5 separate regions of the Homo sapiens genome follow, and all the other regions are linked to region 4. A link is a contact called in ENCODE Hi-C or POLR2A ChIA-PET data. All regions are on one chromosome and are shown on one strand. The core of a region is the stretch at or near the end of the contact, and the rest is flanking DNA. Distances in the headings are between cores, read along the strand shown. Region 1 overlaps KLF3 (KLF transcription factor 3). Region 2 has its middle 80 kb from the start of MIR574. Region 3 overlaps NWD2 (NACHT and WD repeat domain containing 2). Region 4 overlaps TBC1D1 (TBC1 domain family member 1). Region 5 overlaps TLR6 (toll like receptor 6).

Evidence for each region. A loop is a pair of places that touch in the nucleus more often than their neighbours do. ChIA-PET counts read pairs that join two places held with the same protein, here RNA polymerase II (POLR2A). Pooled maps may share reads with other maps.
Region 1: a pooled map shows a loop between it and region 4 (4-fold over the local background). The contact joins two enhancer-like sites. A Hi-C loop is called at or near these places in 2 of 168 maps with a recorded cell type or tissue (naive thymus-derived CD4-positive, alpha-beta T cell and natural killer cell), 24 of 37 single-sample maps with no recorded cell type and 13 of 50 pooled maps. POLR2A ChIA-PET finds 5 or more read pairs at or near these places in 2 of 52 experiments (T-cell and activated T-cell).
Region 2: a loop to region 4 is called in a pooled map, with 5 times the contacts of the local background. The contact joins two enhancer-like sites. A Hi-C loop is called at or near these places in 2 of 37 single-sample maps with no recorded cell type and 6 of 50 pooled maps.
Region 3: a pooled map shows a loop between it and region 4 (18-fold over the local background). The contact joins two enhancer-like sites. A Hi-C loop is called at or near these places in 4 of 37 single-sample maps with no recorded cell type and 6 of 50 pooled maps.
Region 5: a pooled map shows a loop between it and region 4 (9-fold over the local background). The contact joins two enhancer-like sites. A Hi-C loop is called at or near these places in 2 of 37 single-sample maps with no recorded cell type and 3 of 50 pooled maps.

The regions. Positions count from the first base shown.
Region 1 is chr4:38,685,750-38,690,646 of GRCh38, reverse strand. It overlaps KLF3 (KLF transcription factor 3), which reads right to left. Exons shown (of 6, transcript NM_016531.6): 3 at 1,576-2,062; 4 at 768-918. Among named protein-coding and RNA genes, the nearest start is that of KLF3-AS1, 23 kb to the right of the region's middle. RefSeq lists cis regulatory regions at 2,431, 3,349 and enhancers at 2,347-2,516, 3,265-3,434. Within about 2 kb of position 2,951, at least 2 of the 41 ENCODE cell types and tissues checked have a DNase peak (open chromatin) inside an H3K27ac peak, as active enhancers do.
Region 2 is chr4:38,945,983-38,950,660 of GRCh38, reverse strand. No RefSeq gene overlaps it. Among named protein-coding and RNA genes, the nearest start is that of MIR574, 80 kb to the right of the region's middle. Within about 2 kb of position 1,845, at least 10 of the 41 ENCODE cell types and tissues checked have a DNase peak (open chromatin) inside an H3K27ac peak, as active enhancers do.
Region 3 is chr4:37,390,682-37,395,465 of GRCh38, reverse strand. The region is part of intron 3 of NWD2 (NACHT and WD repeat domain containing 2); the gene reads right to left. Among named protein-coding and RNA genes, the nearest start is that of PGCKA1, 61 kb to the left of the region's middle. RefSeq lists a silencer at 2,386-2,435. Within about 2 kb of position 2,410, at least 3 of the 41 ENCODE cell types and tissues checked have a DNase peak (open chromatin) inside an H3K27ac peak, as active enhancers do.
Region 4 is chr4:38,130,625-38,135,263 of GRCh38, reverse strand. It overlaps TBC1D1 (TBC1 domain family member 1), which reads right to left. Exons shown (of 22, transcript NM_001396959.1): 21 at 2,007-2,180. Among named protein-coding and RNA genes, the nearest start is that of PTTG2, 170 kb to the right of the region's middle. RefSeq lists an enhancer at 46-215 and a silencer at 2,187-2,326. Within about 2 kb of position 2,848, at least 28 of the 41 ENCODE cell types and tissues checked have a DNase peak (open chromatin) inside an H3K27ac peak, as active enhancers do.
Region 5 is chr4:38,818,308-38,823,134 of GRCh38, reverse strand. TLR6 (toll like receptor 6) reads left to right here. Exons shown (of 2, transcript NM_006068.5): 2 at 1-238. Among named protein-coding and RNA genes, the nearest start is that of TLR1, 16 kb to the right of the region's middle. RefSeq lists enhancers at 3,403-3,522, 4,568-4,677, 4,698-4,747. Within about 2 kb of position 2,699, at least 4 of the 41 ENCODE cell types and tissues checked have a DNase peak (open chromatin) inside an H3K27ac peak, as active enhancers do.

The sequences.
Region 1 (4,897 bases), core at 1,702-4,201, 560 kb before region 4:
ATCCAATGCTGAAGCACCATAACACAAGACAATCACAACTACAATCAATAATGAAAACAGAAATGGGGCAGCAAGATTAAGTGACTAGTCCAAGATCATACATATGGCAGAGAGCAGAGGTGGGATCCTTGTTGGACCCGAAAACCATCTTCTTAGCAACTACAAACCCAGCCTTCAGTGTAATCACTGGTGGAGGTCAAGGTTATCTACAGCAGGATCCCACAAATGAGGTTACTGAAGCTGTGTGTGGCAACTACCACATTATACCATGTTAGACCTACAAGAAACCACCATTCAGGTGCTTGGATGCTGACCAACACTGCACAGCCTTCCTACTGGATAGCAATTCTACAGGATACTATACACTCTGTAAGGACTATGTGTGTCCACATGAAAACTTTACATGATCCACAGAACACCAAGTTTAATCTATACAAGGATTCTCATAATGGAAAAACTAAGTATACATAGCCTGGAAGAATGGAAAAAAAACAAAAATAATTCATGTGGTAAGGTGCAAAATCATGGATGACTGATTCCATGAAAACTTGATGTAACTTTTGTCATAACGTTGTCAGTGTAACAGCATATTGTTTTTGGAGAGATTCTCCCATCTTGACCAGTGGTACTGGACCAGTGGCGGCCACAGATCACAAGCCGTTCCTGGTCATCCACACCACATCACACGTGTGAAATCTTGTGCTTCTGCTCCAGGTTCCAAGATGCACACTACTATGCAAATGCTGGGTAGACCTAAATATACTTACTCTTGCAACAATGCTTGCGGGGGGGACACTGAGTTCATTAAGGGGGGTGACATTTCTTCAGGATAATAATCTGTCCTCTGTGGTTCGATCCCAGGTTCTATTTTAATTTTTTTCTGTGATATAGGCTTCTCATATGATTCAATTACAGGTACTAAAAAATAAAAATAGAAAAGTCACTTCACGTACAGTTTACCAATTTCAGCTTTTAAAAGCTTACTGCATAGCTCCTACCTACAACACAGATATGACAGGTTTATTTGCCTTTGGCAGACTATAGCAGGAACAAATCTGTGGGAGATTCTCACCTCTCCTGACCATTATTTTGCCAGTAAGCAGCAAATATAGGGACCTAGATTATAAGACACCAGCCCTGAAATGATTCGTTCTTATAATTCTGGATTATTTCCTTTCAACCCCTTAGTCCTCTATGACCAGCTGATAAACAAGGTAGCTTTTGATCACCATTAGTTTTCACCACAATCAAAAAGGATTTATTAAATGCCTTTTGTACCTAGAACCATGTTGGTATTCAAGAAAGCAACATAAAGTCAAGATTCTTTCTATCCCCAAGTTGACCATTACATAGTGAAAGTAATCATGTCATGGTATCAAACAGACAGCCTGATTCTTGGGATCTCTTCCAGTATCAACACTTTGGGGGGGCGGGGGAAGGAAATGCCTTAGGCAGATGAGTATTTCCTTTGAAGAGTTCAACAGCTCTTGCCCCCATGCTTCCTCACCCACCCCATCTGGTGAAGCGCCAGTACGCTAAGCAAGTGCAGCAGCATGGAGCAGTGGCGGAATTTACCTTGCATGCTACTACTGGAATTTTCCATCTCCTCCGATAAGGAGACCATGAGAGGCTGCTGGAGGTGACTTGTGTACATAAAGGGGACGGGCTGCACCACCACCGGCTGGATGACGGGCAGGATCCCCGGGCTCCGTATTCCATGCCGCGAGAGGGCAGCTGCCATCACTGGTGGCATGGACAGCGGCACGCCGAAGGGCTGCACGCCTGGAGAAGGGGGTGAGTATTTTTTTATCGGTGGGCTGGAAGAAGGCATGCTCAACCCAGGCGAGGCTCTCCGGTGTGAGGACGGGAACTTCAGAGAGGAGGGCGAATTCCCAGCCGAAGGGGGTGAACTCCGCTTGTTCACCGTGAGGTCCACTGGCTCCATCTGTATTCCGTGCGACAGACCTTCTGGGGTCTGAAAGAACTTCTCAGGCAATGGTGTGGAGTAGATGACCCCATACTTGTTAGGCTTCATGGATTCCATGTAATTAGATGGGTATGACTATTAGAAAAGAAAAGGAAAACGTGTCAACAGCCAAATAAGTCCATTTACTTGAAACATGAATTAAGAAAAATATGCTAACAAGGCACTTAACAATTACATGGGCTTTACAAAATAGTTTAGATTTCGATATATATGTGACCTTAAAAAAATGCTCAAAGAGGTGGTCTCAACATTAAAAATGCTATGAGAGGCGGTCTCAAAAATATTAAAACTAAGATCAATGTGGTCACTACTGCAGATGAAAAATCTGAAATTTAATCCTAAGATGATTCCTGTGTCAAACATTAAGGCCGATACCTGGCAAAATTCTAAGACAGGTGATAGCACAGGCTTGGGGGCCATTATCATTAGGAGTCAGAGGTGGGCATCACAAGAACCAGTCAAGCCAAACCAACCTGGTTGCTTTTCTGGTGGGGTTTCTTGATGAGCAGGAAATGCTCTCTAGCTTTGATGTCTAACTTCGGCAGGACAGCTCTTTCTCAGGATAAGTAGTGTCTTCAACTTCAGCAGGACATTGATTTCTCATCATACTTGTGTATAATAAGCAAGAATGGGGCTGCAGGATAGGCAGTACCTTTCATTTGATGGGCTTCAGCAGCTGTACAATCCATGCCTAGGACTGGCCAACAATCCTAGTCAGCGTGGAACTGTGCTAGTTTCAGCACTGAAAGTCCCACATCCCATGAAACTCTACAGTCTCAGGCAAACCAGGAGGGGGTCAGTCACCATACACACCTTTGTACTGAAGGCCACCCTCACTGCGGCAATGATGTCCCTGGCCCTAACTTGCTCAGTGTTCTTATTCAGAATCTGAATGAAGCTGTAGACTTGAATGGCAAGTCTGTGGATGACACGGAACTATAAGAAACAGCTAACGTGATATGACTCACATAAGGAAATGTGGAGCTCAAAGTCATTCACACAAGCTGAGGCCCTGTGTTCTCTCCTCTATACCCTGCTACCCACTCATCAAATGAGGCTGGGGCACAAACAAGGGAGTGCAGAAGAGACAGAAGAGTCTGTTTCCTTCCCAAGATCTGGTCCACAACTGACCTCATTTATCTTCAAACACCTTTCTCTCTTTAAATATCAGGATAACCTAACTTTCATCTGCCAGCTTTAAATACAAACCAGTCATCATAATTTCACACAATGGGCACTATCCTTGACCATGGAGTTCACCTAAATTACTTCTATTCCTTAACTAACATTTTGTTGTAAATTTTCTTTGTAGAATGCAACCTAATTTTTAATTTAAAAAAATTAAACTCAACATAAACCATCATCTTTACTAGGCATTTTAGGGAAACTGAAATTTTGCATGTCAAGCCTGCTTACCTGCAGAAAATTCTTTGTACTTGAATGTCTGACAGTGACAGTGATAAACAACATATTGTGCTTCTCTTCCAGCTCTAAAACCCTATGTGTTTAAGAGTTAGAGGCAATACTAACTTGGGATGCAACCAAGAAAACCCAATGGTGCCTTGTAATTAAACAGCGTAAATGCACTATTAATTTCTGGGTCTCCTTGGCCCCTCTGGTGGCCACTATTGTGAGTTATGACTGTGGGGCAGCAGTGGTTTTGATAGGGATTCCTACTGAGATCACCCTCTTTCCTCTCTGGGCTTGGTCTGGGCGAATCCTCGGCTGGTTATGCATTGGAATCATCTGTGTTGTTTTTAAAATTCCAGATGCCCAGTCCCTGCTCCAGGCCTGCAGAGCAGCCTGTTAGGGAGGAGTCAGTCAGTGAAACTTTATCACATAACTGTGTTTATCTTTATCTGGTTTGGATGTCAGGTCCTCATGGTTAAGATCAAGGTTATGGGATAACCTACACAACGAGCTTATACACATGCCATCCTGGAAATCCCTTCTTGTCCCTGCTTATACAAGAGATGCTCACTGTCACGGGCTCTACTGCTCCCAACCAGAGTTTCTCAAACTTTACTGTGCACATCCATCTCCCTGGAGCACTCGTTAAAATGCAAATTTTGAATTACCGGGGAGTGGACCAAGGGAACTTAGGCTACCTTTTGAATAGCAATGCTCTAAATGACAGAGATAAAAAATAAAGATACTAAAGGTCTATTTAAAGGAGGGAAAAAGAATTTTCTTTTCTTTTTTTTTTTTTTTTTTTTGAGATAGGGTCTCACTGTTACTCAGGCTGGAGTGCAGTGGTATGATCATAGCTCACTGCAGCCTCGACCTCCTGGGCTCATATGATTCTCCCAACTCAGCCTCCAGAGGAAGTGGAACTACAGGCACATGACACCACGCCTCGCTAATTTTTGTATTTTTTTGTAGAGACTGGGTTTTGTCATGTTGTCCAGGCTGGTCTCGTACTCTTGGGCTCAAGTGATCTGCCTGCCTCAACCTCCCAAAGTTCTAGGATTACAGACATGAGCCACCACGCGCAGCCAGTTTTCACTACTAATACTGCTTAAAAACAAGAACATGAAGGATATAAAATCAGAAAACACAAAATGCATAAAAACAGCTTTGAGTTATAGATCAAGGATCAAATGAAGAAAAGATTCTCTACCTTTCTTTAAAGCCAGGCACGCACAGTACCAACGCAAGAGATCCAAAAGATAGCAACATTAAGTATTAAATAGATTTAAATTTAAATATTAAGATGGGTATTATTAAAAGAGGCACAAGGTTCATTAACAACACAACAAAATAAATCCATTATAAATCATGTACACTGGAGGGTTTCAGGGAGTAATTAAATATAGGAAGGAGAATGATTTCGCCTAGTCCTAAAGTCTAATGTGCTTTATATAATTCTCCAAAGGGCAATGGTTCTGGTACTAGGAAAAAACTTTAGGA
Region 2 (4,678 bases), core at 596-3,095, 820 kb before region 4:
GAGAAGCCTTCCTGATCAAGATACCCTGTGGGAACAAATGATTTTTTCTGACAGAGAAATGGCCGGGGTCTTTCTGTCCTGCAGTTCATCATTTGGGTTCTTGTCCTTTATCACTTCCTACCAGTGGAATTTTTTTCCCAAGGAGAGTTGACTAGAGCTCTCCTGCAGAAATGTCGAAAGGCGATCATATTTTTCAATGAGAAATGAATCACTCAACATACAAGGTTTATAACATGAGGGAGACCAGGGCACATAGGGCACTCATTTTCTCCTGGGATCAGGGGTGCTGGCAGGAGAAATGTGGTTGGCTCTCTGACAGAAAGATTTGTGGAGCAATTTGTCTCTGCTTGAGGCCACAGGACAGAGAGCAGGGAGGGGGAGGCCAAATATTAGCTGAAAGAAGGGAACTCAGACCCAGGAAAAAATGAGCAAATTTTCTTCTTTATGACTGGGTATCTGCTTCTCCATGGCTATGTTTAGCATTCTACATACTGCTTGGATATAAATCCCAGCTTTTCTAATTCTTAGTCGGATAATCATAGGCAGATCACTCAATCTCTCTGAGCTTCATTTTCCATCTGTAAAATGGAAATGATAATAATAGTAGCTATCTCCTAAGGTTGATATGGAGGATTAAATGAGATTGTAGAGGTAGAGACTGTGTACTTTGTGTCTCAAACATAGCGACTGATCAGTAAGTATGCCATCATCATCACATCACTATCACCACCACCATGATCATTAGTTCCTGAGCTTAACAGGAAACAAGTTCAGGGGTAGAAAGGCATTATTCAGTACTTCTTTAAACATCAATCAGTGTCTCACAGAGCTTGGTACTGAAGATTCAGCTTAAAGGCTGTCTAGATAAGTAAACAAACCCCACGCTTTGGGAAGGTAGGAGAGGGTTAAGGATTTTCAGGAAGGTGGTTATGTACAAATGGGCTTCCTTGGCACCAGAGAAGGGGAAGGGAGAAGGAAATGGAGACGTTTTTGTGATATCAAAGTCACCTGTGAGACAGGATGCTGAGTCGATGATGACCAGGAAACTGCTTGATGTAAACGTCTGTGAAATGATGAAGAGGCCTGTGGTGAGAACCACCCAGAGGCCAAATAACCTCATGTGGCTGCATTCTGTGTCTCTTTAGTCTCAGTTTGTTCTCAGTTGCATGGAAACAACCAAAGTTGACAACCAAATCTTTCAGCTACAAATCTACCTCACAGCTCAAATCTACCTTAGAGCTAATCTGAGCGTGCAGGTGTCTCTAAAAATAACCATGTTACATTCGTTTTGTTGGGAGGCTCTGTCTAATAGTTAAAAATGCTCGCTAGCTAGTCAGGCTGAACTGACCTGAGTTTGAATCCTGGCTCTTTTTTTTTTTTTTTTTTTACTAGTTGTGTAATTCTGGACAAGGTAGATAATGTCTCTGGGTCTCAATGTTCTCATTTGTGCAGGGACATGATAATATCTACCTAATAGGGTGATTACGGAGATGAAGCGGGATAATGCAAATAAAATACTCAGCACAGTGCCCAGCACACAATAAATGCATGTTGGTGATTATGACCGAATCTTTTGTATGAATTGTTTTCTGGTTAATGGGGAAATAAGACAAAAAAATGTAGAGGAAGAGAAGGGAAATAAGAGATATGGAAAAGAGGGGCAGGATGTTAAAAGCTGATCCTGGAGACAGGTACTTGGTGATTGCCAAAAAAAAAATAAAATCCTGAGAGAGAAAAAGGATAAAGATGGCAGAGACTCAGAGGCAGAAGCTCAGCCTTGTTTTTTGCCAAGCTTTCATCCATCTGGCCTTGGCTTCTGTGCTTGCTTTTCCTTCCAAGTGGCAGCTTCCAAGCCTGACGGTGAAACCCAGGGCCGGGAAATAGAACATCTCTGGATCACCCTAAACTTCTGCACTCAGTGAAGGCATTTAAGAAATAAACATATTCTTCTTTTGCAATATAGAATTCCTTTGAGACTAATACAAGAGACAAGCCTGTCAAGTGAGTCAGCAGTGACCACAGGCTGATATAATCCAATTGCTTTTTGGCTGACAGCTCAGGCAGAGAAAAATTCACTCTGATGCAAAGGTAAATGTAGTTTAAATCTCAACACAAAATTCTGATCCTCCCTAATCAGCTTCTATTCCCAGTCTATGATGACCCCAGACACCAGAAATAGCAGAAATACCATTAATACATTTCCTACTGTTTGGGGTATAATAATTTAATCATTGGTAAAGGTAAAATGTTCAAAGGGTAGAATAATTCAGATTATTTTCAGGGTCTAAGAAAAAAAAATAGGCCAGGTGTGGTGGCTCACGCCTGTAATCCCAGCATTTTGGGAGGCTGAAGTGGGGAGATCACATGAGCTCAGGAGATCGAGAGCAGCCCGGCCAACATGGTGAAACCCCGTCTCTACTAAACAAATACAAAATTAGCCGGGTGTGGTGGTGTGCACCTGTAATCCCAGCTACTCGGGAGGCTGAGGCAGAATTGCTTGAACCTGGGAGGCAGAGGTTGCAGCAAGCCGAGATTGCACTACTGCACTCCAGCCTGGGGGACAGAGTGACAGTGTGTCTCAAAAGAAAAAAAAATGAAAAAAAGAAGAAAGAAAGAAGAAAGAAAGAGAAGAAAGAAAAAGAAAGAAAGAAAGAAAGAAAGAAAGAAAAAAAATAGAATATCTTTCCTCAGAATTGGATAATAGTAGATATTCTAGTGCACCATCCAGCACAGATGGACATACAGAAAATGAACATAAACTTGCATAAGTGATGAGATAATCTAGAAAAATACAACACATGGTTAACTATATCCTTTTTTTCTTTTATGGGAAGAATGGCTGGTCTGAATAGACTCCTATGGTGTTATGAATTCTAATCAACTACAAAACCAGAGCGAAACTGAAGTTCTAAAATGGATTTTCAGTATGATCTCTTCTGATGAGCCTTTGCAAACACAGTAATTTAAGACACCAAGTTGAAGCCTGGATCTGCATATCAAAATGTAGGGCACGCTTACTTAGGAGGAAGATCAAAGGGCAGTTTTTACATTATAGAAAAAACTAGCTTAACCCTGAAAAATAATTGCTTTTATAAAAAATTAAATCATTTGAAGTCATGTATTATGATCAACCCCATCTGTTCAACACACACACACACACACACACACACGTTTTTAGGAAAGATGAGAAATTAAATGTTCATTTCAAATTGTTGCTAAATTGCTTTCCTGAGATGTTATATCCTGGACCTCCGGGATGGCTATGATTGGAATCTGTCTGCCTTTATTTCTAACATGAAAACACCATGGCCCGCCTGTGCAGAAGGTGACTTCCCAGGTATCTGAGCACCTTGGGGAAGCTAATTTCTACAAACCGCAAAGGAACTCTCTTATTTCCCTATTCAGGCCCCTACCTTGTATTCAGCACTTTACTTCAGCCTGCCGAAGGCTGAACTTCCTTCAACCCCTTTGAGCCCTCATCTGAGGTCCATAGTTCCTTAGCTGGTATTGCTGAGGCTGTAGCACATCCTCACTCACCCCTGCCAGGGCCTCAGCTCATCACACTGCTCATTTAGCTATGAGCTTGATGTGCAGCCCAGGGTGACACTCAGAGAAAACAGAGCCTTCTCTTCTTGGTTGGGTATAATATTTAAGCTAAGGCCTATGCTTTAAGATTTGGGACTCAATTTTGCCCTTTCGATCTGTCTATATCAATACCTGAAAGCAGTTTTTCTTGAACTCATTTTACTTTGATTTTGAGATCCGCTTTTGATGCTTCTTATTTAATAAGGCACAGGCACAGGCCTACATTCATTATTTAGACTAGAACTGATTTTGCACTTGATGTTAAGAGAAAAAACTGGCACGCTTGTTCAGGGTAATTGCATAGAATGAAATGAATGCAATTTATGTAAAGCATTATTGAAGGAATAAAAAACTTCCAAGGTAAGCCTGTTAAATCATTCATTTAGTAACTGACTGACATTTGCACAGATCTGGATCCTGCGCTTTGCCAGATTTTAAAGCAAAGCAAAGAAACAATTACCTAAAAGTGGTGGTGAAAAACAGTATTGTAAGAAATCCTGGAAGGTGGATCTATTTTAAGTGATTATTCTCTCTTAAATAATGTAATTCACAGACTATGGAACTAGGCCCAGGGAATCATCTCTCAGCCTGTCTTCACCTGGCAACCTTAGGCATTCCAGCATTAGAAGATAAGTGCAATGCCAATGACACCAACCACTTCTTTTTGAATGATTATCTCTTATTCTTTTAAACATTTATATTTCATTTTATCATTAAAGTTTTTGCTATGCACGCACTACACAGGTGCAGTTAGGCTTAAAGTCTAAGTCTAGGATTCTAGCTCCTTGAGAAATACTTGTTTCTCTTTTTTTCTCTCTTTTTATTTTTTTAATTGAGACGGGATCTCCCTCTGCCGCCCAGACTGGAGTGCAGTGGTGTATCTTGGCTCACTGCAACCTCTGCCAGCCAGGCTCAAACGATTCTCCTGCCTCAGCCTCCCGAGTAGCTGGGACTACAGGCGCGACCCACCACATCCGGCTAATTTTTTTGTATTTTTAGTGGAGACAGGGTTTTACCATGTCTGCCAGGCTGCTCTCGAACTCCTGACCTCAGGTAATCCGCCCACCTCAGCCTCCCAAAGTGCTGGGATTAC
Region 3 (4,784 bases), core at 1,161-3,660, 740 kb after region 4:
ACTGGCTTGGACTTACTACTTGAAAGTGAGTCTTGATAGCACCTGTCTGAGATGTATTGCTTCCCCAGTGGGAAGGAATTCAGCAAAGCACATTTATAGGCAGCGATGCAAAAAGGAAAACAAACCCCAAGTTCTCTGTTCCTTCTCCTATGTGTCCTCAATTGAGCTCAGCCCCTTCAGTATGCTGGTTGTACAAATTTAAGAAGACTTAGCCCTTAAGAAGTTTAGCATGTGTCACCATTGTTCTGATTTATCATACACTTTGGAAGGCTGTGTGGCCCTCCACATGTCAGGGCACTATCTGTCTGTCAACTGAGGGCTAGGAGGAGGGTGAGGTCTCAGTTAAGAATTAACATAAAGGGGCCAGGCACACTGGCTCACGCTTGTAAGCCCAGGATTGGGGGGCGGGTGGATCACTTGAGGTCAGGAGTTTGAGACCAGTCTGGCCAACATGGTGAAACCCCATCTCTACTAGAAAAAAAAAAATTAGCTGGGCATGGTGGTGTGCACCTGTAATCCCAGCTACTCGGGAGGCTGAGGCAGAGGAATCACTGGAACCCAGGAGGCAGAGGTTGCAGTGAGCCAAGATTGCACCACTGCACACTCCAGCCTGGGCAGTGGAGGGAGGCTCTGCCTCAAAAAAAAAAAAAAAAAAAAAAAAAAAAACCATAAAGGTTCACTATAGAGGAAAATAGGCCAATTTGTATTATATTCTGAGTAAATGAGACAGTCAGGGAGAAACAAATTTCCTATATACGTGGATACGTCTCTACTGCAAACACTAGTTAGTAAGTTTCCTGTTCCTCTAGGGTTAGACTAGCTTTCAGGTAAGATAAATAAAAAATAAATTAGTGATGCTGCAGAGCACATATAACACTAGTGCCATGGCTTATACATAGCCCTTCTTTTAATTAACTGTTGGAGTGGGCAATCTACTCCTCTCACTTTATTATCATGATTTTTGAGTCTTATCAGTAAGTACTTAAATGCCTATTTCTGGGGATCACTGTCATTTACTGTGCTAGATACTATACAAAGCAATATAATTGATTTTTCAGTTTGTATTAATCAATAACTGTTATTTATGTCTAGCATCTGCTCTGAGCCATCCTGGCATGAACTAATTTCATTATCTCCCTTGCAAAACCTTGGTCTCACTCTATGGAGACTTCTAGACTAATCACGTGAAAACAACAAAGATGAATATATAAAGAAAATATGGCAAAGAAGAATCTTACGATGAAAACAGATGCTAGACAGATAACAATGAGGTGAGATTATACATTTACTTAAGTGCTCAGTGTGGTTATCTAAACAGATGCTAGATAGATAACAATGAGGTGAGATTATACATTTACTTAAGTGCTCAGTGTGGTTATCTTAAGGGATGGAAAATATTAGGCAGATGAGAGCCACAAAGATTTCCACATTCCCACTGCAGGTTTCTCTTCCCCAATTAATTTTCCATCTTTCTTAGAGGCTGTCTGAAAGAAACAACACTCATGTTTGCAGGTCCATCTTTGCCATTGGGGAACCGTTCTTTTCACAACTCTATGCCAAAGTCAAGAATTACCCTTCCAAAGATAGCCTTGTACTCCCAGCCTAGGGAGTAAAGGAATCAGACCAATTCAAGTGGCCCAATGGAGCTGAGCCTTAAGAAGCAGAAAGTTCTGAGAGGAGAGAGGGATGTTAAGTTAACAGGAAATCTGCAGAAGTCCGTGTTACATCAGGAGCTGTGAAGAATATATATAGCAGAAGGGAAGTTAGGAAGCCAGTAACCCCAAATTCAAGCCAACAGAGTGCTCGCTGCTGCAGAGAATTCAGCTTTTCAATGTATTTGGAAAGAAAGATTAAAATAGTGGTCCCTACTAAGAGACGCAATGGCCCGTTAAGGAGTCTGTGGTAGTAGTTGCATCCATTTTGCATTTCCTAGTATGTCTGGACCATCTTCTTTGGAAACTTTCCAGTTGTACTTATATTGAGTAATTATGGATTTTCTCCACTCTTTATCACATGTTTTGACATTTCTTCTCATGACAACACATAGCCTAGGAAATAACAAAAGGTCTTGATTAAGAAAATTAAAACTACTAAAATTTCTTGAGAACCCCTTCCAAAAACTTAAGGGTCAATCATTTCTGTTGTAAAATTTCTGACAGAGAAAATATATAAAAGGCCCAACAAAATGATGATTATTCATAGCATGAAAGACAGTTTTCTCTGAATCCCATCTTTTATTTGATTCTGATCAAGGTCAGAGTCTCCCCCCAACCCCCGGATGTTTCCTCCTAGCCTAAAGTGAACCCTTTGTTTTCTAAGAAAAGGGCCCAACATTCATGGCTTGGCCTCACTGCCTGCTCCCTTTCACTTCCTGAGGCGCCGTGGATCAGAGCCAATGCATTCAGAGAAGGGAACCAAATGACTGCCTGCTCCCAGGCGCTGTTCACTTGAGTGTGGCTGGAAATGATTTTATGTCAGACCGAGATTTGGGTCAAGAGAATTTCTGAAGCGTCCACAACATTCACAGACATCCTAGGGTGAATGAGAGACTGCCATGGTCCTTGGAAATTCTCCAAAAGAGAGATCAGCTCCTCTAGTTTTAAGATGACTCTAGAAGGGTCAGAAAACTGGGACTGGTGGAGACAACGTTAAGGTGAATAAATTGCCAACTGCTGAGTCAGTCTTCACTCAGAGGCATTTATTGAGTGCCCTGCAGTGTGCAGAGCTCTGTAGGAGCAATTAGCAAGGGCCAAGCTCAAGCTAGCAAAATGAGTAACACAGTTCAGTGAGGTCCACTGCTGGTGACTCCCTGCCCACTCGCACTCATTTGATCCTAGTTTCGCTAACTGTACTCCAAAACATTCTTACATCATCTACACCAGTGATTCTCAATAGAGGTTGGAGGAGAATTTTGCTCCCCAGGAGACATTTTGGGCTGTCACAATCTGGGGTGGGGGCAGAGGGGTTAGTATTGGCATCTAGTGGGTAGACACCATGAGATGCTGCTAAATATCCTACAATGTGCACAGCAGCCCCCGCCGCAGAGAATTATCTGGCCTAAGGTGTCAGTATAGCTGAGGCTGGGAAACCCGGATCTAAATGGTCTGCTTTAAGCTATTCAATGATCATGTTTTATCATCCACGTTCTAGTCTTCAGTTTTGATGGGAGCGTATCAGGCTCAAGCCTCTGTACTACACTCTCAGGTGTACGGATTTAAGAGTTTGCTTTTACCTTTATTCATGTTTTAATTAATTATGTTTTTTTGAGATAGGGTCTCATTCTGTTGCCCAGGCTGGAGTGCAGTGGTGCGATCTCGGCTTACTGCAACCTCTGCCTCCCAGGTTCCAGCAATTCTCCCACCTCAGCCTCCCAAGTAGCTGGGATTACAGGTGCTCCACCACGCCCAGCTAATTTTTTTGTATTTTTAGTAGAGACAGGGTTTCACCATGTTGGCCAGGCTGGTCTCAAACTCCTGATCTCAAGTAATCGACCCTCCGCCTCCCAAAGTGCTGGGATGACAGGCATGAGCCACCGTGCCCAGCCCGTGTTTTAATTTATTAAACGAACATACTTAAGCTGATGAAGACATGTGCAGAATATAGTGATTCTTCATTATCTCTTAAATTTGGTAACAGCCTTTTATAGCTGGGGGAAGACAGCGGGGCAGGAGGGCACAGGACTTGTGGGGGCCGATGGGGTCACCCAGCGAGGTCTCCATGTCTCAGCTTCCTCATCTGGATGACGATGAGGATGGCTTTACCTGGAAGGTCTTTTGGGACTCTGACATTGTATCACTAAAAACTCCTAGTAAGAGAAACCCACATACCCATTTCACCCATGCATACATCTTGACCAAATATTTCTCTCTTTCCCCACATACCAGCATATCTTCTCAAAGATTCTCATTTTCCATGACAAAAGGTTTTTATTCTAATTTAAACAAGACAATTATTAACCTTATACCTTCAAGCCTTTACTTATCTCTAAATCCCTCCCTTTCTCCTCACTCAAAAAGCATCTTTTGGAAGCTTCCGCTGACCAAAATACACCCACTCCTTCCTCCAGTTCATGCATGAGCATTATCTGACCAGCTAGCTGCCTGCAGGCACGTCTACATGTAACACATATGATTATATTCTGGCTGATCTGTTCATGTCCTTTCTATCCTAAAAATCTATATGTGTTTTCTTTCTCAGCAGGTAATAGAGTTCTTGAGTATGATATGTCATTTAATTCATCATCCTTTACAAGCTGTGGAGTTTTTGATGAACAGCCGCAAGTGATTTCCTAGTTATTAGCAAGAGACAAGGAATCACCAACCCACAAACACATTTTCTGAGTGGAAAATAAACAGGTAAAATAATCGAACTGTACTCTGAGATGTAGGTGGTAAATGCACCCAAACTGGATGTTGGTGAAAAACAAAAAAATCAGTGAGGTAGATTGTGTTGAGACACAGAATCTAATTTTAATGAACTCTAAATGAACACTTAACAGATAAATTCTGCAACTTTATTGAAATATAAAAGCAAATTATAACTTGATTTGGTAAACAGACTAGACAGACATTAGATATTCTCCATTTTGTCTCCCTTTCCCTTTCTAAAAGTCTTCCAAAAATGAAATAAAATATTTACCGAACGTCTTCCAGGCTCCAAAATATCTGTCAAGGTCCTTCATGAAGCTTCTCTGCTAATTACAGTATGACTTTTGGCAAGTCATTTAAACTCTCTGGATCTCAGTTCTCTCATGCACAAAACTAAGAGAGTCGATCATCTCAAAG
Region 4 (4,639 bases), core at 1,599-4,098:
ATTTAACAGGGAATGAAATGGGATTTTGATATTTCTAACAATTTTATGGACAGAATAAAGGTAGGAAATGGGTTGATTTTGGTATTTTGGCCCCCCCAGAAAAGCTATATGAAAATTCAGTACTGTATTGAACACCCTTCCTTGTCAGTGTCTGAAAAGTGTACACGGAGGAGGCATGATTCTTACATATGAGAGGCATATTTTCGTAGGGGATCATGGAAAAACTATATCCAAACACCACAAATCGATACAATACAATCCTAGATCCAACTCTTTGAGAGCTGCAGTGTCTTACTCAACTTGGTGGCCCCCAGCACTCAGCACTGCAGGGACTCAGGAACTACTGGTGGGTTGGCATAGACCACAGTTCTGAATGATCCTTCCAGAAGTGTAGGACTACTTGGTCAAGAGAACGACCATTCCAGGGAGAACATCTGTAATCACCAATTACTGTCTGATGCCTTTATTGAGGAATGTAGGTAGCTAAGCAGTTTTTCACAGCTCCCTGTCTTCACAAAAACAATAGCACAGGAGCAGCATGAAATTACTTTCTATGCTCTGTCACCAAAAAACTACAAGGTCATTTACCCAATAAAACAAACCTTTTATTTGAGAACTGCCTATCTTAACAAGCTAAACACTTCAATGCAAATGTGAGCTTTATTAGAAGTTTCCACCATGTTATATTTCAGGGACCTATCATTGGCTTGGAAGCCATTTAAAATGACCACCTACACTGTGTACCCCTACAGGCCAGACAGGCTCTTCACCCTCTGGAGACTTCCCTTGAGTGATGGCTGAGACTTCCAGGGTAAATTGTATACAGGCATATTTTCAGTTAGGACATCTCAGGGGAAAAAAAGAAGTTAAATTTCAGAATGTGAGTGGTTATTAGGGCTGGGCAGGAATAGCATTCGGTCTTGGTTCCTCTCTTTCACATATCTGATAGGGTATGCTGGGATGGAATGCCCGCTGGGAGGAATGCATTTCAGATAGCTTGACTCACTAGGCTGGCCTTTCTCACCTTGCTGCCAAGCTTGTGTCTGCAAAGCTCATCTTTCTATGAAGAAAAATCAGAGGCTTAGATCAGAATGGAACTTATTCTCAGGACAGCCCAGGAACACCATAAAAATTTCGGCAAAAATATGTATTTTTATCCACAGCCACTCAAAAACAACTTTTAAAAACACCCTCAAAACAACTCCTTAACAGGGACAGCACTGCTACACACTTGTGACATTAAAAAAAGTAGAAAAAAGTAGAACATATGGTTGCTTCATGCCATCAGATTGACAAAAGAGCTGCACTCCGCAGTTAGGTGTTCTTTTGGGCAGTGTGCCTGGGTGATGTGGGGGTGGGGGTGATGCTGGACCTGGCCAGCTCTGGTCTCCGTGCTGCACCTCAGTGCTTGCTCTGCACACCCTCCTGCGTGCACAGTCTCAACTGGTCTTTCTTCTGTATGTCCTCACCTGAGTATATCCGTGTTGAAATGGAAGTTTCTAGAGGGGAGAACTGAGACCTTCATTAATCAAATCTTTGTATATGCACCAAGGACTCACAAAGAATTATCATCTCTTCTGGTTTGTTATATTTATTTCTGTGTTACTTTCCTCCTTTACCATCCCTCTGTGGACCTAGCTGGTTTTGCTCATAGAAGTTAAAAGCTCTTAGATTCTCTTTGAGTAATGACAACGGCTGGCATTCAGCTAACAGGCCACGGCATCCTGAATCCAAGTTCATCTCTGGGCCTGTCCCCTAAAAGAGTTAAGTGCAGAAACAGCCTCTCAGAAAGCTCTGGGACTGCCTGACCTTAGCAAAGGACAATCTGTCTGCTCCATAATAAAAAGGACCCATTCTCCCGGGATACCTTTGATCCCAACTATAAACAGATCAGGGTGGGAAAGGTCCTCTGGTCATGGGAAAGCCCAGCCTGCTGTTGCCTTTGGTGAGTTAATGAACTACCATATATTTGTGATTCAGGAAGCTGCTTTATAAATATGCTCTACCTGCAACTGTTCAAGGAGGTCAAGGTTCTGTTTGCGTAAGCTGCTGTTGGTTTTCTCTAATTTATCCATTCTTTGGTTGTCACTGAGAGGAGAGGAATCGATAAGTTCTTCTTGAAGGACGTGGTACTCAACTTCATAAGCTTGTAACTGTTTAGCGATGTCCATTTCAAATACCTGTTATAGAAAGAAAAGTCATCACGTACTAAAACTGAGAAAAACCCCACAAGTACAGGCAGGCGTCTGCAATCACGACAATGCGCACCTGTGAAGCGTCTCCTCTACGCTTAGCTCTACACTTGGTACTAGAAGTAATAAATAAGAAAAACTACGCACTGAGAAGGTAATAATTTTACTTGGGACAAAAGGATATAAGAAACATCTAGAAATAATTCCAAGGTAACATTAAGTACAGGTTTTTGATACTCACCTTCCAAAAGCCAAAAAAAAAAAAAAAACCTCTCATTTTTAAAGACATAAAAATTTATTTTTAGTTCTTATTTCACTTCTTTTCTCTGAAAATTCTGTTAGGTTAGATACATCAACTATGGGTTAAAAGGAGAAAAGAAACAAAAGAATCATAGCCTGTTTGCAGAGTCACCAAGTCAAAGTTTAATTATAGTTCAGTTGGGTTTTCAGAGTTACAAGAACAGCTAAGTAATGGGACTGTTTACTAAAAAACTCTCCTTTGCACACAAATATGCAGAAATGAGCCAAAACCCACATGTCACCCACACAGATGAGTGAATACGAAACGATGCCTGAGTTGTCTTCTTTCCCACAATAGTAATGGTGACGAAAACACCACACGTGTGAAAAACAACTCCTAAGTGCCTAAGTGACTCAAGCCGTCCGTGTCTGTACTTTCTCTTGGTAAGGAAGGCAGGGCGGAAAGCAGAATCAGAAGACAGCTGCTGCTGCTGCTGCCCAAGGCATTTCCTTTCTTTCCAGTTGTTTCTATGAGAGAACCCCAGGGGCTGGGGCCTCTCAGCACAGCAGTGAAGCCCTAACGTTTATCTGATGGATCTGAGAATGCAGTCAAGCTGGGACCATCTTAAAAGAAAAAAAAAAAAAACCCTGCTAGATCAGAACACACATTCAGAAAGTGAAGTCAGGCTTTAAAAGGGCAGAAACTGCCTCTCTATTGCATTGCCTTAAGCAACTCCAATATTGTTAAAAATCAGTGTAAAACTACTTCTTCTGATGGCTCCCTACTGGCATTCAAACTAGCCTATCTTCCCTGGAATCAATTTTCAAAAACCATGTTTCCTTTCTCACCATTCCCAACAATCTTATTTTCTCTTCCTTGAGATGAATTTTTCAGCTTGCTGTTTTTGATTCAGTGGATAATATTAATAAGGCACAAAAGTCATTTGATGCCTAAAAACTAAAATCCATTATATCTGTGGGGTGTGTGTGCATGTGTGCGAGGGGAGTAAGAGGGAGAGAGAGAATTGTTTACTGGATTGAACTGATTCTCTTTTGTCCTTCAGAGCGACCGTGAGGTCAGCAGGGATTATTATCTCCATTTGACAGCCGAGGTAACTGGCTCAGAGGCTTTGAGTCAGCCTTAAAATTGCGGCTCCACTGGCGACTCTATGAATGACTTGAGCTCGGTACTTAACCTCTCTCAGCCACAGTTCCTGGCCTCCCACCTGGGGCAGACAGCGCCTACCTCCCAGGATGGCTGTGAGAATTAAACGAGGCAACTCCTGGAAGTTCCCAGCACACGCCTGGCAGGTTGAGCAGGCGCTCTCTTAGCTAAGGGATCTGCTTCCACACACCTGCCACAAAACCCTCACATTTCAACCTCAGCAAAACCATCATCAATGGATGCCACGTCATGGAACTTCTGAATAGTCTGAACAGTAAAAACCACAAATGTTAAAACTGAGATTGTTTGGCACTCATGTATAATTATAAATATGGTGCTGAATAAATGTCATGTACACTATTACTTTTTTTCTTTCACAAAGATTTAAGTGATCTCCTAACCTGGAAAGCCTGGGAACAAAACCTCTGGCTTTTCCTACGGATTGATGTTCTGTGTTAAGTTAATGGCTCTCAGCAGTACCCAAAGCCATAAACTCTTCCAGGCCTCCATTAATCCCTAGGAACCACCCTGGGTCACAATCATCTCTGCTTAATTGCCTGATGATCTCCTGACTGCCAAGACTCCTAGGCCCTTCATTCTGCAGTTATGCCCCTGAATTTACCCCAAACCATGGCAATATGAGGCTGGTGGTCAAAGGAGAACCCTGGTCACTGAACGAGGGCTTCAGCCCTTGGGCTAATTACTTGGGGAAAGAAAAGAATTGGGAGGGGCGCCTGTCCTTGCACACTTAGACAGCACAAGTGATCCACTGCCAGGAGCAGTTCTCAGCCAGAGAAAGAGCAGGAAGGCCTAACATTAAAAACCCAATCCTTTGGTATGTTGTCTCAGATGAATAAAACAGACGAATATTAAAAACTAGGTGTTGATAGGAAAACAAGATATATACACTTTAAGGTGTTTTCATTTCTGGTCTGAGTCACTCCTGAGGCTGGACAAGTGCAGTGCCCACCTCCCCCAGGGTCTTGCCTAAGCCGTTCCCTGAGCACTGGTCACTACACAAAGCTGCAAGGTACCTGGCCCC
Region 5 (4,827 bases), core at 1,450-3,949, 690 kb before region 4:
GACCCAGTGGGAGGTGATTGCATCATGGGGGCGGGTCTTTTCCTGTGCTGTTCTCCTGTTAGCGAATGGGTCTCATGAAATCTGATGGTTCTTTAAGGGGGAGTTTCCCTGCACAAGTTCTCTCTCTTCCCTGCTGACATGTAAGATGTGACTTGCTCCTCCTTGCCTTCTGCCATGATTGTGAGGCTTCCCCAGCTCTGTGGAACTGTAGGTCCAATAAACCTCTTTCTTTTGTGAATTGCACAGTCTCAGATACGTCTTTATCAGCAGCATGAAAATGAACGAATACAGGCACTTACCATAAATGGAGCTTGCAGGATTGGAAGTTGCTCTGGGTGAGTCAGTGAGTGAGTGAGGGGTGAGTGAATGTGAAGGCCTAGGACATTACCATATCCTACTGTGGACTTTACCATGTCCCACTGTGGACTTTATAAGTCCCATTGTACATATAGGCCACACAAAAATTATTAAATTTGTTTTCTTTCTTTAGTAAGAAAAATTATTAAAATTGTTTTCTTTCTTTAGTAAGAAGTCAACCTTAGCTTATTGTAATGTTTTTACTTTATCAACTTTTTGCCTTAAATTTTTTTTTGGCTCTTTAGCAATAACACTTAGCTTAAAACACACATTCTACAGCTATATAAAAATATTTTCCTTCTTTACATCTTTATTTTGTTTTTTCTATTTTTAAAATATTTTATTTTTATTTTTCACTTTTTAAACTTTTCTGTTAAAAACTGAGACACACACACAGACACACACACACTAGCCTAGGCCTACTCATAGGGTCATTATCAATATCACTGTCTTCTACTTCTACCTCTTGTTCCATTGGAAGGTCTTTAGGGGCAATAACATGCATGAAGCCATCATCTCCTGTAACAACAATGCCTTCTTCTGGAAAACCTCCTGAAGGACCTGCTTGAGGATTTTTATAGTTAGCTTTTAAAAAAATAAGTAGGAGCACACTCTAAAATAATGATTAAAATTATAGTCTACTAGATACAGAAACCGGTAACATAGTTGCTTATTATCATTATCAAGTATTATGAACTGTACATAATTGTATGTGCTGTGCTTTTATATGACTGTCAGTGTCGTATGTTTGTTTACAGCAGCATCACCACAAACATGTGAGTAATACATTGCACTGCAATGTTACTAGGCCATAGGAATTTTTCATCTCCATTATTATCTTATAGGGCCATGACTGTTGAGTGAAATATTGTTATGCACTGCATGACTGTACCACAAATTGAGTAGCTTATAAACAATGGAAATTTATGGCTTATAGTTCTGGAGGCTGTAATGTCCAGGGTCAGGCTGCTGACAGATTTGGTGCCTGGCGAGGGCCCACTTTCTGGTTCATAGATGGCTTGTCTTTTCACTGTATCCTCACCTGGGGGAGGGCACTAATGCCATTCATGAAGGCTCCACATTCATGACCTAATTGTCTCCCAACATCTCCAACTCTTAATACAGCTCTTTCTCCGTATCCACAGGGGATTGGTTCCAGGAGCCCTGTAGATTCCAAAGTCTGTGAATGCTCAAGTCCCTTATGTAAAATGGCATACTTCCAACCTGAGCATCATAGTGAGACCCCACCTCCTCAAAAAAAATACATGCCTGGCGGCACATGCCTGTAGTCCCAACTACTCAGGAGGCTGAGGTGGGAGGATTGTTTGAGCCCAGGAATTCCAGGCTGCAGTGAGCTATGATCATGCCGTTGCACTATAGCCTGGGCAACAGAGCAAGACACTGACTCTGAAAAAAAAAGTGTACTATTTACATATAACCTATGTACATCCTCTCATATACTTAAATCATCTCTAGATTTCTTACAATACCTAATACAATGTAAATGTTATGTAAATGTTATGTAGTTGTTAAACTGTATGGTCTTTTATTTTTATTATTTTGTATTATTATATTGTTATTATTTATTTATTCATTTATTGAATATTTTCAATCCATGGTTGTTTGAATCTATGGATGTGGAACCCATGGATATGAAGGGCTGATTGTATTATCCCCTTGGGGGTTAGGATTTCACCATAGGAATTTTGAGGGGCACACAAACATCCAGACCATAGCAAAAGAGATAAGAAACCTAGGTTAGTGACCAGGGAGGGCTGCTAGGATGAGCCTTGATGAAAGATCTTTCATCAGGAGGATCCTGGGCATGTGGCTGGGAAGGGTCCTGGGCATGTGGCTGGGAAGACCCTTCAAAGGGGAGGGCACAGTGGGTGCAAAGTTGGAAGTGAAAGAATACCATGAGCGAAGAAAGCATCAAATTGGCAGTGTTGCTGGATGTGTTAGTTTCCTGTGGCTACCAAAACAAATTACCACAAACTGGGTGGCTTAAAACAACAGAAATATATTTCTCCCAGTTCAGGAAGGCAGAAGTCAGAAATCAAGGTTGGCAGGGTTGTTCCTTCCAGAGGCTGTCAGGGAGAAATCATCCCTTTCCTCTCTCCTAGCTTCTGGTAGTTGCTGGCAAACCTTGGCGTCCCTTGGTTTGCAGATGCATCAGCTGCTTCTTAGAATGCCCTGGAGGACATGCCCCAGTAGTTAGCAGCTTTCTATAGAATGTGGTACATAATACTTCTTTGTCTTTAGTTTTGGACCCAAGTCATAAGAAAAGTTCCAGTCAACACCCTATTACGTAATCAGTAGAACCAACAGATGAGAAGAGAAACCAAAATTATTGGTAGGCTATTGACATACATGGCAGATGCGCAATCTAAAAAAATGTATCCCAAATTTGGGTTAAATAATCAATAATCTGTGCCTGTGTCTTCACATGGTGTTCTCCTCCAAGTCTCTGTCTTTTTTTTCCTGTCTCTTACAAGGACACTCTAGTTGGATTTAGGAGCCTCCTTAATCTGATGCCATCACATCTTGGTCCTTAACTTAATTAGATCTACAAAGACTCTTTTTTCAATGAGGTCACATTCTGAGATTTCAGAATAAATCTGAAATAAATGGACATAAATGTTTGGAGGTTGGGTGGAGGACACTATTCAACCCAGTCCTCTGGAGTTGGCATGACCAGCTCTGATGCCCTGGAGACTCAGTTGAGTGTGGCAGCAGAAAAGAAATGTTATCCTGGAAAGAGTGAAGACTCTAAAAGAAGCTGCTTGGAAAGTCAGAGGTACAAAGAAAGGAGTAATAGGCAAAGAGAATAGAGTGGATGGGTGTAAGAGCACAGGAAAGAGACAGTGGATGGAGACCCGGGATATAAACGGTGAGAGTGTGGGAGTTTTAAAGAGAATGAGACCACAAATATGGGGAAAGGAGGAGGTATTTCTGTCTAGGTTTCTGGGGACTGGTTTGATTAGAAAGGAATGAGACTAAACTACAGGGAGTAAAAGACCTGAGGGGATTTCTAAAACCACAGGGACTTTCTGAGAGTTTCAATTACGGTTAGTTTATGAGGAATCTCAACATCATCTAGTCCAAATGTGAAGTAGTGTTTATTTTTCTCAGTCATTCCATCAACTGGATTCTGAAATTCCCCTCTTGTCACTCCTTAGTGATATCTTGAGCAGATTTAATACTTCTGCAGTCCTTTTGAGATACTGATACTCCAATCTAGTTTAAAATTCTAAATCTCCATCTTCATCTAAAACTCATCTTCTTTCTGCATGTCACAGGCTAGGTCTGTAGCTCAACCTTGGCATATATTTTGGAGGTAGGCATGGTTTATCTGAGATACACTCTTCTTGCCCCTCCCTCTCCCAGATCTAGCTCCCTGAAGTGGAGATCAAGGATGAGTGGTAAGAAGGCAGATATCCTTTTCTATAATTGTGTCGATTAAGGTACAGTCTAAGCTGCAGGACTGGGAGACCTCAAATACAGAGGCTTAAATAAGATTGAGGTTTATTTCTTTCTCATATAATAGAAAAAAGTATAGCTAAGAGGTCTAGAATAGGTAAGCTGTCTCTATTCCACAAAATCATTCAAGGGCTCAGGATGACCAGATGTCTCTGTTTCCTATAGCTCTGGTCTTATCCTATGGCCTCCATTCTCCCTTGCATGGAGCCACAGGAGCTGATGAAGCCCTCCTGTGCCTTTTTGTGTGTGTGTGGCCCATGGGATGCTGAGGTGGAGATACACCCCCTTTCCCAGGTACCTGATACCACAGTCTCTAATTGCCAGTTGGCAAGGGTTGGTCCAATGGAAATCTCCAACAGAGTAGACACCAGTCGCTCTACTAATTTACACTCCTGAACCCCCAGGGGGCACGTGTAATGTTCTCTAATACTGCTCAGATGGGCAGGGGGATCAACCTCAGAGGGTGATCCTACACATTGCTGCATCAAAACAAGAATCCTCTTGAGGAAAGAAATGCCTGATCTGCCTGTCCCGTGTCTAAGAGTAATTTTACTGTTATTTCCCCTTCACTTGGCTTGAGAAAGAGATGTCATCTCTTGCATAGGGAGAAGAGCTTGCAGGCTTACATCATTAACACTCATCTCCTGGTGCTGCTGACTCTCTTGTCACCCTCCCCAGCATTCTCAGGTGAATGGGGGAAGGTAGGGTGAGGCGATGCTGTGGACAGTGCTATCTGGTTCTACTGCTTCTTAGAATGCCCCGGGGGACATGCTTCAGTTGCTAGCAGCTTTGTATAGAATGTGGTACATAATACTTCTTTGTCTTCAGTTTTGGACCCAAGTCATAGGACAAGTTCCAGTCAACACCTTATTATGTAATCAGTACAACCAACAGATGAGAAGAGAAACCACATTGTTGATAGGCTATTGAATTATATGGCAGATGAGCAATCTAAAAAAAGTATCCTAAATTTGGGTTAAATAATTAATA